2 separate regions of the Homo sapiens genome follow, and region 2 is linked to region 1. Evidence: read pairs that join two places in POLR2A ChIA-PET (ENCODE). Cell type or tissue: IMR-90. All regions are shown on one strand.

Region 1 (8,000 bases):
GGAGGCTGAGGCAGGCGGATCACCTGAGGTCGGGAGTTTGAGACCAGCCTGGCCAACATGGAGAAACCCCATCTCTATTAAAAATACAAAATTAGCCGGGCATGGTGGTGCATGCCTGTAATCCCAGCTACTCAGGAGGCTGAGGCAGGAGAATCACTTGAACCTGGGAAGCGGAGGTTGCGGTGAGCCGAGATCACACCATTGCACTCCAGCCTGGGCAACAAGAGGGAAACTCCGTCTCAAAAAAATAGTGGTAAAATATACATAACAAAATTTACCATTGTAACCATTTTTAAGGGTACAGTTCAGTGGCACTAAGCACATACATGCTGCTGTGCAGCCATCACCACCATCCATCTTAGAACTTTTTTCATTCTCCAAAATGGATATTCTGTACCCATTAAACAGTAACTCCCCATTCCCCACAGTCTCCAGCTCCGGCAACACCATTCTGCTTTCTATCTCTGTGAATCCGACTACTCCAGGTAGCTCATGTAAATGGAATCATACAGTATTTGTCCTTTTCTGACTGGCTTATTTCACTTAACGTAATGTCTTTAAGCTTCCCCATTGCATAGTTTCTGGCTCAGATCATTCTAGTGCTCATTTTACAGATGAGGAAGCTGAGGCCCCACGGGAGCCTGCCAGGGCAGAGGTAGAATTGGATCCTGGATCTTCTGCTTAGGACACTCTCCCTAACGTTGCCCCGTTGAGGTAAACTGAGGAATGGAGAGACCGATATGGCAGAACAGGAGGATATTTATTTTAAGATATGCACCGGCTCAGTGGATTCACATCCAAAAAGCTGAGCATTGAACAAAGACAGAGCGGGGTTTTTATAAGCGGGCTTACAAAAGCAAAACAAAGGCAGTTAACCATATAGTGCATAACTTGTGGCCTTGCATAGCTGGTGGCCTTGTAGCTGAGACAAAAGAAAAACAAGAACTAGCTAAATACAGACATTTGTAAAACATAGTTATGCTTAAGAAGCCAGGGAAAGGAGTAACAGTAAAGGAATTTGTCTTTCTTTTTTTTCCTTTCAACCTTGCTCTGGAGGAAGGAGTGGGTGTCTGGAGCCCATTCCTTTGGCCTTGGCTTTTCGGACAGCCTTATCTTATAACTGTCCTTGAAGTGAGCTGCTAAGCAGAGGAAAACTTGCTTCTTTTCTTTTTAACCCTTGCCTTGCCTGTTACTTTTCTCGGAGTGAATTAATGCATATTTATTTTTAAATTTCTGCCTCAGCCCTTCTTAGACCAGATCTCACCTTTCTTTTCTAGTAATGCAAGTGAGAGCAACATGTTCTTCACAGCAGCAAAGCCATCCCTGTTCATACAGGTTGTGGAGTTACCCTTCTCTCTGCCAATTTGAAGGGTTGCCCAACATTAATCTGGGAAGGGAAAAAGGCTGCCTCCTAATCAGAACAGTAATGAACATTAATAATCCATTCTCCTTCAAGAGACAAATTTAAAAAAACCCAGTAGCAATAAACTAAAAAAAAAAAAAAAAAAAAAAAAAAAAAAGGACAAACTCATCCTTTCCCCTCCACATATTTTTAGCTAACTCTTGAACCCAAGGAGGATTTTACCAATGGCTCTCCAGGAATTAGAGTTGTCACACCAGTCTCCTGTTGCCAGGAAATGAGGAGAGCTGTCCTCATCCACATCTGCAGTACCTAGAATAGCCCCCTCTGGCTCTCCAGAGATTGATTCATTAGGCAGGGTTGTGTTTAGGTGACGCCCACAAACGAGAACATTCATAGCAGCCATCATTTCTCAGTGAATGCGGTCCTGTAAATGCTGGCGATCTTGTAGCAGTGCTGATTAGCGAGTTGCTCCAACACCTCCTCATAATTTTTTCCTGCTCATCACTCACCTGCTTTGTCAAAATGAACAAGAAGGAAGCATGATTGAGCTGTGCACCGAGGCGGCAAGGAAGCCCTGGATGACCCTCTTAACAGGTTCATTTCTTCTTGAGCAAGCTTGTTAAAAGTTAGCATTGCTTAACACAGGCTAATTGGCTTCCCTTTCATTTTCTTCCATCCAAGTTTCTATCGGGAATCTTCCTCAGAATAAAATGCCAAGTTGGTTAGGCACTTTCTTATTTTAGTCTTGAGATTACGTTCTTGCTTCAGGAAAGAGTCAAGTTTAATTTTACTTCCAAATCAGCCCCTTCTTGTTACTCTAATCAACAAGACTTTTCTTGGCTGGGAGGTAGGGGTAGGGGAGGAAAGGAAGGGAGGAAAAAAAGCAAGAAAAACAACCTCCTAAACATCAACAATCATTTTTCTTGCATGTAAGATTATCAACTACTATAGATATAAACATTGTGGTCTAGCACTTCTTTATTTATGACTGTGGCAATGAAAATAACTTGGTACTTAACCAATTATTTTTAAGAGGTGGTAGCACAGTATTTCTTTGAATGTCGAAGAACAGAAATAGAGCCTTTAAGAATTTCTTCCATCTGCCACCCTGAATATTGACTGGGTAGAGATTTAAACAGCATGCATGCAATAGAATTGGCCTCATCGCCCCATCTGTAGAACACAAGCCTGTGAAATCCAGTGTGTCTGTGTGACATGCAATTAGCTCAATCCTGTTTCTCCAGCCAGGGCTCCACTTCATTGTTTGGCCATGGGATGGAGAACACCTTTGCTGGGTGGCAGGATTGACCCTGCTGTAAATAGTGACATTTATAGGAATGAGGACTTTGGATGCCGTGGGAATGACAGTGTGTTAGAAGGCTAAACACTGCATAATGAGGTTGATTGGGAATGCCTTTCAACAGCAGTTTGCTCATTTTAGGGACTTCTCATCACAGGGATAAACAGGAAGCAAAATCTGGGGTATTGGTTTTGTGGTTTCAAATGTCTATTTGAGTTGGAAACTGCTCAAAATGGAAATGGGCTCTTTCTGGAGGTAGCACAGACATCACTTCGAGAGGAGATCCAGAGATGATTAAGATACAGTCCTCGACACAAGGAGCTCCAAGATTTGTAGGGGAGGCAGACGAGTCATTGAAATTGAAAAAATAAAACACCTCGCTGGCAAGGAGTTTGCTCTTGACAAGAAGAAATCAGTCTCTAGACTAATTCTCTTCCTATTGCTGAGACTAGAGCCCTGCCTTGGAATTTGATTTGGCCCAAGGTCAAGAAAATCTCAAGATCATGGGTCCTTGTATAGCTGGGATAGGGGTGGGTCAATGACTCTGCTGTTGGAGAAGGCACTGAGGTAAGGCCGGTTTTTTACGTACCAGGTCCCCAGCTGTGCTCTAGAAACTGCAGAAACAGAACAAAGCATAAGATTTGAAAACAAACAAATACACTCTGCACGTTGGAAGCAGGAGAAATCTTGGCATAGTATGCTGTTGTGGAGTGAGGGAGATTTTTCTCTTTCTTTATATAGATTCAGGCAGGATTGTGTCTGAGACCAGCACTACGTCTGAATCATTGTGAGTCACTGGGAGGGAGGTATAACTGTGCCCTGTAAGCGGGTCTCAGGGTGGAGAATCACTCTGAAGGATTAAAGGTGGGGCCCTTGGAAAACGATGAATCCTGAAGCAGAAAGCAAAGCTAGCCACTTCAATGCACTTTTAATGGGGTTAGCACTTTTCATTTTCCTAGGATTCTGGGAATGATTCATTTAGCGTTTGGTGTTAAGGTTCTTCCCTCCCCACATTTCAATTTCATATACATTTTCCCTTCCATCTAAAATGTCAGAAAAGCCTGTTACACAGCCTGTGTCACTGTATTGTGGAGAATGTAGGGACAGGGCAGCAGTGGGAGAATTGGCCTGGCCTGCATCAGCTCTCTGCGGAGGTCAGCTTGATGGCAGTGATCCTGGGATGTCAGTCAGCCTCCACTCCCTGGACCTATTTTCCCCAAATTACCAGGGAAAGGTGAGCCTTAAAAAGAAGATCATGAACTGGGTGCAGTGGCTCACACCTGTAATCCCAGCACTTTGGAAGGCCGAGGCAGGTGGATCACCTGAGGTCAAGAGTTCAAGACCAGCCAGGGCAACATGGAGAAACCATATCTCTACTAAAAATACAAAAATCAGCTGGGTGCGGTGGTGCGTTCCTGTAATCCCAGCTACTTGGGAGGCTGAGGCAGGAGAATCACTTGAACCTGGGAGGCGGAGGTTGCAGTGAGCTGAGATCGTGCCACTGCACTCCAGCCTGGGTGACAGAGTGAGACTCTGTTTCAAAAAAAAAAAAAAAAAAGAATCATAAAACACTTGGGTCACATCACAAATACTCAAAAAACAGGGCAAGTGCATTCTTAGAGTTTTCTAAGCAGAGAGGTTTTAACTGTTCCTCTTCACCCCCGATTCCCCTGTCCTATCTATTTGCACTGGGCAATTGCAGCCACAATTCTGTTCTCCCTGGGAGCCCCACAAAGCTATCTCAGCCACCAGCCAGCACCTCATTATTCCTTCTCTGCTGCTTTTGCTCCAGTAGCATTGCCCCATTCACTGCCCGTATCAAAGGCACCCACATTGGGCTGCCCACATCTGTTGCTGCCAATACACTGCAAACTGACCTGCCTCTCCCCTGTCCCAAGTCCCTCAAGGGATTCAGCACACAGCTCCTTGGTTTGGCCCCTCCTTAGAAGCCTGTCTCTCCAGCTCTCATTCAGGGGGCTGTGGCAACTGACACGGAAGACATTCAGGGAGGCAGACACTGTTAGTCCTTAGAAGAGTTACTTTTCTTATGCATTGGCTTCCATTAAAGTTCAAACTTTAACATAGACCATATTTTCCTTCCTATGGTCCCAAGACCCTCTATGATCTGAATCCCACCTTCTTTTCCAGCCGCATCTCTCCCCACCCGCTTCACTCTCTTGTGGCTTCCTAAACCTGCCATGCAGTCTCTCACACACTAGTCTTTGTAAATACTGCTCCCTCGCCTGGCAGACTTTTCCTTTAGCCTCGCCCACTTTTCCCTTATTTGGACTGAGTCCTACTCATCCTTCTGGCTTCAGCTGTGATACCACTTTTTCTAGGAAGCTACCCCTGTCTATTCCCAATATAGGAGAAGGTTGCTCTTTTGTGCTTCCAGGGTACCCTATGCCATCATCAAAAGGATGTCACTTAACACCGTACTATCTGTTGACTTTTCCATCTCTCCTGTCAGACTGTGTGTTCCTTAAGAGCAGGAACTATATCCTATACTGATTAAAAAAATTTTTTTTTAGAGACAGGGTCTTGCTCTGTCACCCAGGGGGAGTGCAGTGGCACAATAATAGCTCACTGCAGCCTCCTTGAAATCCTGGGCCCAAGTGATCCTCTGGGCTCAGCCTCCTGAGTAGCTAATTTTTCTTTTCTTCTTCTTCTTTATTTTTTTCGTAGAGACAGTCTTGCTATGTTGCTTAGGTTGGTCTTCAACTCCCAGCCTCAAGTGATCCTCCCACCTCTGCCTACCAAAGCGCTAGGATTACAGATGTGAGTCACTGTGCCTGGCTGGTTTTATTTGTCATTTTATTGCAAGGGAACAAGAGGTGCTAATCGACTGTTGAATAGATGGTGACACATTGCCTGGGACCAAACTTGTATGCCTTGAGTCTCTTCTTTTAAGACAAGTTTTTCTCCAAGAGGGAACACGTCCCCACTGCACTTAGGTTCCTGATAGGCTTAACTCATTGGTCCTCTGGCCTGAGTTTTAGAGACTCCTCCTATATATGGATCTATTAGAGATAGGAAAAAAACAAAAGTGTTTTTTCATTTATTTGTTTGTTTTGGGGTTTTTTGTTGTTGTTGTTTTGTTTTTTTGAGACAGGGTCTCACTTTGTCACCCAGGCTGGAGTGTAGTATCGAAACCATGGCTCACTATATCCTCGACCTCCAGGGTTCAACGATCCTCCCACCTCAGTCACCCAAGTAGCTGAGGCTACAGGCATGCACCACCATACATGGATAATTTTTGTATTTTTTGTAGAGACAGGGTTTTGCTATGTTGCTTAGGCTGGTCTCAAACTCCTCAGCTCAAGCGATCTGCCCGCCTCAGCCTCCCAGAGTGTTGGGATTATAGGTGTAAGCCACCATGCCTGGCCAACCAAAGTGTTTTTTTCTACTCCCACCCACCACAACAGTTCTGACACCAGATGTGTGGGTTTTTTCCCCACACACCAAGCAATTCTGGCACCAAATTCTCCATCAGACACCAACTGGATGCCCTATAATTTAATTCAATTCCAACACTGTCTGCCTAGGCACAGCATCAGATCCCACAGGTTCGGGGCTCAGTCTCAGAAGACTGCCCCCCACTTCCAATGCCAGTTAAGAACCCTACATTGTGACCTGTGCTTCTGAACAACCGACTATAAATCAAGGTTCCTAGGACCCTCTCCTTGGGTTAGATTAATTTCCCAGGGTGGTTCACAAAACTAAGGGAAACACTTCCCTTACATGTATTGGTTTAATAATAAAGGGTGCAGATGAGCATTCAGATGGAAGAGATGCACAGGGTGAAGCATGTGGGAAGGGGCACGGAGCTCCGCGCTGTTTCTAGCACTCCACCCTCCAGGCATCTCCACAGGTTCAGCTACCCAGAACCTGCTTCTGAACCCACTCCTTCTGGGTTTTTATAGCGGCTTCATTATGGAGGCAAGATTGATTAAATCACTGGCCATTGATGATTGACTTAACCTTCAGTTCATCTCCCTTTCCTGGAGTTTGGGGGGATGGGACTGAAAGTTCTAACCCTAGAATCCTGCCTTGATCTTTCTGGTGACCTGTCCCCATCCTGAAGCTATCTAGTGGCCGCCAGCCACCAGTCATGTCAAATAGCATAAAAAAGACACTTACCATTCAGGAGATTCCAACAGTTTTAGGAACTGTGTGCCAGGAACCGGGGCAGAGACAAAATATAAATTTTTTATTATATCACTATATCACAGCATCTGATAGGGATGGGCCACCACAATGCTTCCCAAACTTTAATTTGGGTAGGAATCACCTGGGATCCTGTTGAAATGCAGATTCTGGCTCAGTAGTTGGGACGGAGCCTGAGATGCTGATACTGCTGGTTGGGAACTCACACCTTGAATGGTCAGACACAAAAGTAATTGTCTGTGCAGTCTCTTTAAACTGATTCCAGAATTCTAACATAAAAGAACTGGGAAAAGTTGAAAATAATGGAGGAAACTTTCTAGAAGTTTTATTTTTTATCATGTTTGGTTTTATTAAGAACGGAAGTATTGGTGGAGCGCAGTGGCTCACGCCTGTAAACCCAGCACTTTGGGAGGATCACATGAGCCCAGGAGTTCGGAACCAGCCTGGGCAACACGGTGAAACCCCATCTCTATAAAAAATACAAAAAAAATTAGCCAGATATGGTGGCACATGCCTGTAGTCCCAGCTACTCGGGAGGCTGAGGTGGGAGGTTCACTTGAGCCCGGGAGGTGGAGGTTGCGGTGATCCACCACACTCCAGCCTGGGTAATAGAGTGAGACCCTGTCTCAAAACAAACAAACCAAACAACACAACAGAAGTTTTCTTTTTTAAGTGCATGTGGCCACCACTGTAGGTTGGCTCTGCTTACTCCTATGACCAATCCTCTTCTCCCTCTTCTAACACAGAGGCTGCCAAGGCTCCAGCGCCCACTTTCTCAGCCTCCCTTGCTGCTCAGGATGAAATATGTAGAGCTGGAGAAGAGACATGGTTAGTCCTTACGTCCTGCCTTAAATGATGATGTGATGGCCATTATCTGGATCCTTCATGGAATTTCGGCAGTTCCAACGTGTCAGGCCAGTGTCTGGGATTCTCTCAGCCTTTCGCTTTTTCCCCTGGGAGTCGGACAGCTGCTGCAGCTCAGTCAGACCAAACCTCTCTGAATACCACCAAGAATCGGGTCAGTTTCGCATCTCCTTGATCATAATTTTTTCTGCAGCTGGTTTGTTTGAATCAGAATTATATTACATTTTTGGTCATTTTAAACAATATTGGACATCTTAAACTCTAGACTTTTTTTTGTTTTTGAGACGGAGTTTCAAAAAACTCAGG
Region 2 (8,000 bases), 94 kb after region 1:
TACTGCAAAAAGCAAATGCGAAGACAATCAGTTGGCATTTTAATAATGCCGAATTAATTCAATTTAAAGATTGTTCCTTAGTCTGACATTTTGTCCATTCTCTCTCTCTCTCTCTCCCCACCACCCTTAGTGTTGTTAGAATGTCCTTTATCTCTCTTTCTCTTTTTTTTTTTTTTTTTTTTGAGATAGGGTCTCACTCTGTCACTCAGGCTGGAGTGCAGTGGCACGATCTTGGCTCACTGCAGCCTTGGGCTCAGGTGATTCACCCACCTCAGCCTCCTGAATAGCTGGGTCTACAGGCATGTGCCACCGTGCCCAGCTAATTATTTGCATTTTTAGTAGAGATGGGGTTTTGCCATGTTGCCCAGGCTGGTCTTGAACCCCTGGCCTCAAGTGATCTGCCTGCCTTGGCCTCCCAAAGTGCTGGGATTACATGTGTGAGCCACTGTACCCAGCCTAGAATGTCCTTTATCTTAAGAAATGATTATTGTATTTTTTCCTTACTTGGAAAGAAAGCTAGCTATACAACATCCACCCCCTGCATTACAAAACTGCCTTAAACAGCCTAGGTAGGCTGCCCCTCCTTATTTCTGGCAAAGGGCTGGCCCCAGAATGTGTGTATTAGAGGGGCTAAAGTTGGTGCTTTGGTTGGGAAGAGGAAGTCGAGGAATTGTCTAAAAGCTAGTTACATAACTATTAACCTTTTTTTGAAGGAATTAATGGAGAATTCAGAGAAATCAGAGCTTCTACCCCACCACCCTCTGTCATTGCACTGCCCTGGCACATGGGCACAACGTCTTCTGAGAAGGGACACAAACTGCTCAGACATGCGGCATCCTCCCTGTAGTCCTCCTTTCCTGGCCAGTTGGAGAACGATCTCTGCCTTTCAGTTCTGAACAGCTTCCAGCATGCCCCATAGGGAACATTTTGGATTTGAATGAAGAGCATAAAAATGTGGTCAGCATATTGGCCTTGGTATTTGATTTTCTTTTTTCCATGCAACCGGCCCCAGGAGGTGACTGACAAGTTGGGCCAAGTGCACTGAAAGCCCTGTCTCGGCTGGCCCATAACTCCTGAGCTACACAGACCCCTAAGGACCCCGTGAGCCAGCAGAGAGCCATAAATCCAGCAAGCTGGAGGCTGGGAGCTCACTGATTGCACTGGGGAAAAGCAGCCTGATCTGATTGCTATGTGAGCTGGAGAGAGAAAAGGTGGTAACTGGAGTGCTGGAAATACAACGACTTTGGAACAAAATGAAGCAACAGAGGAATGGCAGGAGGGACTGTGGTTTTCTCATCTGTACAACAAAGGGGCTGGATTGGACTGCCTCTGAAGCCCTTTCATCACAGAAATTCTGTGTTTCTCTTTGTAACTAAGGTCAAACAGATGTGGGAGGGTGTCAGGATGGGAAAGCAAGATCGGGGGACCCAGAGAAGCCAGAAGAGGCAACGAGGAGGCCAACATATTTACTGCCCAATTACTATCACATTTTTTGGTGTGTGTGTGAGACAGGGTCTCACTCTGTCTCCCAGACTGGAGTGAAGTGGTGTGATCTCGGCTCACTGCAAACTCCGCCTCCCAGGTTCAAGCGATGCTCATACCTCAGCCTCCTGAGTAGCTGGGATTACAGGCACATGCCACCACACCTGGCTATTTTTTTATTTTTAGTAGAGATGGGGTTTCACCATGTTGGCCAGGCCGGTCTCGAACTCCTGGCCTTAAGCCACTCACCTGCTCAGCCTCCCAAAGTGCTGGGATTACAGGTGTGAGCCACTGCACCCGGCCAACTATCACATTTAATTCTCAGAATAACAAGTGAGATAGATATAGTTATCGCTATTTTACAGAGAACACTGAAGTACAGAGGCTACATTAATATCTCAAGGTCACAAGGCTCCGTGCTCAGGCTGGGATTCCAACCCAGGCAGTCTGACCCAGAGCCTGCACGCTTGGTCATGAAGCCCTCTCGCCTGAGTATGCAATGTGACCAGGAAAACCCTGGAGGAAACATGTACACAACTTGTGTTTCCTTACTTTTAAGGGTAAGAGTGGAAAACAGATAGTCCCCATGGAGTAGATTGTCCAAAATACACATCTGTCTTCTGGGAAAGAGGAGTGTGTGTGTGTGTGTGTGTGTGTGTGTGTGTGTCCATAGGGGATGTAACAGACAGAACCAAGAAGCATGTAGGTGAAAATATTTAATAGGGATGAATGTAAATTCCTGTACCTGGGCACAGAATCCCCATTATATAAAAATAGAATAGAGAGTTAGGATCAGAAAGCATCAATTTAGGGGCTTCACCTGACAGTAAGCTCAGGTTGAACACCAGTGTGGTGAGGCTTCCAGAAAAGCCCACCACAGGGCTGCATCAACAGAAGGGAAGTGTCCCACACCAGGACAGAACCCTTAGACCATTCGCGCTAGGTTGAGTTCCAGGCCCCTTGCTATAAGAGGGACAGAGCCAGGCCGGAGAGGATAAAGAGGAGAGCAACAGGGATAGTGATGGACATCTGAGGAAGAGGTAAAACACCAGTTGAAAGAACCAGGCCAGACATGGTGGCTCATGCCTGTAATCCCAGCACTCTGGGAGGCCAAGGCAGGTGGATCACCTGAGGTCAGGAGTTTGAGACCAGCCTGGCTAACATGGTGAAATCCCGTCTCTACTGAAAATACAAAAATTAGTCAGGTGCAGTGGTGGGCACCTGTAATCCCAGCTACTTGGAAGGCTGAGGCAGGAGAATTGCTTGAACCCAGGAGACAGAGGTTGCAGTGAGCCAAGATTGTGCCACTGCACTCCAGCGTGGGCAACGGAGAGACTCTGTCATAAAAAAAAAGAAAAGAAAAAGAAAGAACCAGGTGACATTGTGCAAGTTACACCATACATCACAACGTCAGTTTTCCTATCTGCAAAAGGGGTTTATTAGTAGGGACGGCATAGAGATTAAATGAGGTAATGCATGTAAAGTGCTTAGCTGGGGGCTGGACATAATAAACGTTAGCTGCACCAGCCGTTATTAAACCCTGAGCATGCTCACCTCAGACAAGGGGTGCATCAGGGACCTGGCTGGAGGATCAAGCACAGGGATCTCCATGGCATGGGTCCAGAGTCACAGCTCTGCATGTAGCTTAGTGAAGCCAAAGGCCCCACAAGTTGTTCCTCATCCTCTGACATAAGTTCTATTAAACCTCAGCAGCTCATTCTTCTTGGTGGTAGTGAGTTCTCTTAGTGATCAAAGCACAAAGGTGTCTGGCTAGCACTGTTCCCTCCTTTTGGGCAGGCTAGTTGGGTGGGCAGGGAGTGCAGGGGCCATGGGACCAGCAGGGCCCCCAGTGACTGCCAAGGTCCAAGGCACCTCCTGCTGGCTCATTCAGCCCCCTCCTGTTCTGGTCCTTCCCCTTCCCCAGCCCACAGCCCCATCTTGTCCTCCTCCACCCTCCTTGCTCTCTTGCTGGGAGCAGGGACAGCAATGCTAGTCTCCCCTTTGACGCTTTTCCTGAACATTGGCTGAGCATCAGTTTCCTACACTGGCAGAAGCGAGACACACAGTAGGCTTTCAAGGACAGAGAGGAGGAGGACTGAATGCTTAGAAGACAGCAAAGTACATCACAGGCTGTTGGGTTGGAAAGCACCTGCAGGATCACCTAGTTTAATCCTTAGACTTGGTGGTTTTCTAACTGTACTGAGCATAGAATTATTTGCGGTAGATTGTTTAAATGCAGATTCCCGGGCCCTACGTACTGAAATACAGTCTCTTGGGTGGATTCCCAGGAATTTCATTTGTAACCAGCTCCAGCAGGTGATAGCCCATGCAGGTGGTCTGGGTGGACATTTTGAGGAACACTGCCCTTATTCCTGACTCCTCTCCATATTTCTACTACATTCCTGCCACATAGCCATGAGAAAACTCACAGAAAAGAGTTCACAGAACGCCTCTGCTCTCAACTCATTCACAGTCTAGCTGGAGACAGAGGACAGCCACAGGAGCAGTTAGTGCTCAGGTCTTGACCGAGGGCCTGCCATGGGAGTTCAGAGGCAGGCTGGCCCAACTCAAGGCTCCGGGAGGAGACAAGGTTTGAGCAGGGCCAGGACAACCGGATATGGTTTTCTTCCCTAGTCAGCTAAGATCTGTTCTTAGTGGAGGTGCTCAATTAGCCAAGCTCATGAATTCTGCATGTCTGACTGACTTTCATCCACCTCCCTCTCCTCCCTTCAGATGGAGCCCTCTGCTCTCTGGGATGTAATTACGATATCTGGCCTGTTTTAATGAAGGCAAAAATATTCAGTATTTGTATGCGACTTCTCCCATGTTGGAGAGGGTGGGAGGGGGCAGGGCAGGGAGGCGGAGCCTTGGGAGAATGAGAGACTAATAACCGCACCTTTGCACTACCATCTAGCATCTCAGTTCACAAAGTCCATTCGCAAGTATTTTCTCATGGAATCTATGGCCCTACCACGGTGGCCAAGTGTTTTAGAACCATTTGTGCCAGCAAGGTGTGTCTGCATGGTGTTTTAAATGATGTTGACATTATGTCAGCTCAAGTAAATCAATATTTCCATGTCAACCAACTCATTTAGCTGAGAGTTCACATACCAGGATATCAGTTAACTTACATCAAAAATGTTTCATTAGGAAGTCAGTTTTTATTTCTCTTATTGTTCATGGTGATGTTCACTGACCTATTCCTAGCATGTTACACTAACCTTGAACTGTTGATTGGAATAAGCACAATTGTTTTACAAACCACTAGAAAAATAAAGAGTTTTATTAGTTACTATACAACCATTGGTTGTAAACTATGTGCCAATTTCAAAGATACTAAAATTTGAAAAATAATGCATGTTTAAATCTGTAAAATGGGCCAGGCACACTGGCTCATGCCTGTAATCCCAGCACTTTGGGAGGCCGAGGCAAGCAGATCACTTCAGGTCAGGAGTTCAAGACCAGAATGGCCAACATGGAGAATCCCCGCCTCTGCTAAAAATACAAAAATTAGCCAGGTGTGGTAGCAGTGCCTGTAATCCCAGCTACTCGGGAGGCTGAGGCAGGAGAATCACTTGAACCTGGGAGGTGGAGGTTGCAGTAAGCCAAGATCACACCACTGTACTCCAGGCTGGGCGACAGAGCAAGACTCTATCTAAAAAAGAATAAATAAATAAAAATAAATAAATAAATCAGGAAAATGGTCTAGGTGACAATGGACACAACAATAAACATTAGTCCACCTGACTTTGGCACATGAATTTTTTTTTTTTGAGACGGAGTCTCTGTCGCCCAGGCTGGAGTGCAGTGGCGCGATCTCGGCTCACTGCAAGTTCCGCCTTCCGGGTTCACGCCATTCTCCTGCCTCAGCCTCCCGAGTAGCTGGGACTACAGGCACCCACCACCATGCCTGGCTAATTTTTTGTATTTTTAGTAGAGATGGGGCTTCACCATGTTAGCCAGGATGGTCTTGATCTCCTGACCTTGTGATCCTCCCACCTCAGCCTCCCAAAGTGCTGGGATTACAGGTGTGAGCCACCACACCCAGCTGGCACATGAATTTTTTTACTCAACATTGATCCCAAATTCAATAGCAAATGGGAGAGGTACAGAAGGAGAGAGGTGAGAGGCAGTTTCCAACTTATCAAGCTAGAAGATCATAGACCATTCTTCTTATGCTCTAAAAGAGCATAGAGACTTAAAATTTTACAGTTCCATTTCATAGGTGAAATTATCAGTGCTCCAAGACATACATGGCTGCTCAAGGCCACACAGGTAGGAGTGGCATGGAACTCAACACTAGGGCTTCTGCTTCAAAATTCAGTGACCTGAACAACTCAAATTCCATCAACTGATGGGTGAATGGATAAACAAAATATGGTATAACCACATGGTAGAATATTATTCAGCCAGAAAAAGGAGTGAAATAGTGATACATGCTACAACATGGCGAACCTTGAAAACATTCTGCTAAGTGTAAGAAGTCAGACACAAAAAGCACATGTTTATTTATATGAAATATCTAGAATAGGCAAGTCCACTGACAAGAAAACAGCCGAGTGGTTGCCAGGGGCTGAGAGGAGGGGCAATAGGAGTGACTGCTCATGGGAATGGGGTTTCCTTTTGGGGGGATGAAATGTGCTGGAACTAGATGGTGGTGATGACACACATCCAATGTACTGAGTGTCACTAGTGGCCGGGCACGGTGGCTCATGCCTGTAATCCCAGCACTTTGGGAGGCTGATGTGGGTGGATCACGAGATCAGGAGTTCAAGACCAGCCTGGCTGATATGGTGAAACCCAGTCTCTACTAAAAATACAAAAACTAGCCAGAAGTGGTGCACGCCTGTAATTCCAGCTACTCGGGAAGCTGAGACAGGAGAATTGCTTGAACCTGGGAGGTGGAGGTTGCAGTGAACCGAGATCATGCCACTGGACTCTAGACTGGGCGACAGAGTGAGACTCCGTCTCAAAAAAATAAATAAAAAATAAATGTCACTAGTGGTAAATTTTATGTTCTGTGTATTTTACTACGATTGAAAGAAAGGAAGGAAGGAAGGAAAGAGGGAGGGAGGGAAGGAAGGAAGGAGAAAGCAAGAAAGAGGAAGGAAGGCAGGAAGGAAGGAAGGAAAGAAGGAAGGAAGAAGGAAGGAAGGCAGGCAGGAAGGAAGGAAAGAAGGAAGGAAGGAAGTCAGGGAAAATCGAATATTCCATGTTCCCTCCTCCCTGGTACTGTGCAGCCCTGGTCTGCAGGCTGGCACAGCAAGTGCCTACCATGCAGGGGGCGCTGAATAAATTGTTGATAGAATCGGGGGTCGCCGCTGTTTTAGAGAATTTAGGAAATCCCCAGAGAAAAGACAGCGCTTTGCTCTGGAGGTCACAGTCAGGAGGCTGGGGGTGGAGGTGGGCAGAGAGAAAAAGAAGTGAGAAAAGAGAGCTGTGGAGGGACAGGCAAATGGGAGAAACAGGGAAAAAGAAAAGAAAGAAGAGAGAAAAGTGGGGAAGGGGAAAGGGTCTTTTCTCCAGAGAAAGCAGGGCAGGAAGGAGAGAAGAGCGTGGGCTGAGGTGAGTGGAGGAAGGAGGGGCAGCGGGGAGAAGCTGGGGCAGCTGGAGAGCTAAGGTGCCAGAGGAGAGGGCACAGCGGGCACTTGGCAAGCCCACTCCCCACCCTCCACCCGGGTTGTGCCCCTCCTCCTCCCACAGGAAGATGAGCAGAGCTGGCCTGAGATCATCTGTCTTCATTACACCGTCCCCACCAGCCCTGTCACTTCTTGCCAGAAAACTCATCAATATTCCCCTGAGACTTGCCAGCCCCAGCCCCTTTCCTCCCCTGCCCCCACCCCAGCCCCCCACCATCCTCCAAGGCCATGTGCCTGGACCATCTGATGAGCACACCCGAGTCCTCCGCTCCAGGGTCCCTGCTCTTCTCTCTCTCCTCGGCAGATCCAACCAGGGCCCTCCCTCCTGGCCGCAGGGTCCGTGCTAGGGAGGAAATGGACGCATTCCCTGGAGCTGGGGAGAAGCCTTCCTGGAAGCCAGCCGGGCTGAGAGGAGCTATCTCAGTGTGTCAGCCCCATGGGGAAGACATCCTTGACCCCTGTGTTTGAAATTTCAAAGCACCCCCCAGCACTTGGTATCCCTTGCATGTACTTCATTTTTCTCTAGTCTAAACCCTTGACCGTTGTCTAGTATGGGCTCTGTATATATAACCTATAGTGCATATTTACGTTGTTTATTCATCTCCTCCTTGTAGAATACTCTGGGAGGGCAGGGCTTATGTCAGATGCGTTCACTGCTGCATACCCACGCCTAGGACAGTGCTGGGAACATAAGTGGAATGAATGAGTGTTGCAGTGTTGGGTTTGGATGCCCAGCAGCAAAGTGTTGGCACCTTCTGGGTGCCTAACAGCCTCACTAAAGATTGGGATAGGGAAGTTTCAGTACTGAAATCCAATGGCTTCAATACCAAGAAACAAAAGCAGAAGCCAGATTTAAAAATTCCTCTGATTCTCACCCAT

What was found. ChIA-PET counts read pairs that join two places held together with the same protein. Peaks named below come from ENCODE experiments on the same cell type or tissue, not always from the same donor. Only the 100,000 strongest peaks of a DNase experiment are listed, where the experiment ranks them.
Region 2: POLR2A ChIA-PET joins it to region 1 with 6 read pairs; 6 of 35 experiments call an interaction of 5 or more read pairs at or near these places.

Annotation. Positions count from the first base shown.
Region 1 is chr1:205,371,478-205,379,477 of GRCh38, forward strand. LEMD1-AS1 (LEMD1 antisense RNA 1) reads left to right here and starts at 1,775. Exons shown (of 4, transcript NR_038425.1): 1 at 1,775-1,957; 2 at 7,577-7,848. It overlaps LOC105371698 (a long non-coding RNA gene), which reads right to left and starts at 7,173. Exons shown (of 3, transcript XR_922462.2): 1 at 6,955-7,173; 2 at 6,804-6,832; 3 at 5,433-5,683. RefSeq lists silencers at 904-1,198, 4,744-5,038. In IMR-90, a CTCF peak has its summit at 4,922; DNase peaks (open chromatin) are centred at 1,064, 2,894, 3,424 and 4,924; H3K27me3 peaks cover 1,518 bases.
Region 2 is chr1:205,465,908-205,473,907 of GRCh38, forward strand. LEMD1-DT (LEMD1 divergent transcript) reads left to right here. Exons shown (of 3, transcript NR_148934.1): 3 at 714-3,117. Among named protein-coding and RNA genes, the nearest start is that of TRK-TTT8-1, 4.2 kb to the right of the region's middle. In IMR-90, no CTCF peak of the experiment used is centred here; no DNase peak of the experiment used is centred here; H3K27me3 peaks cover 2,724 bases.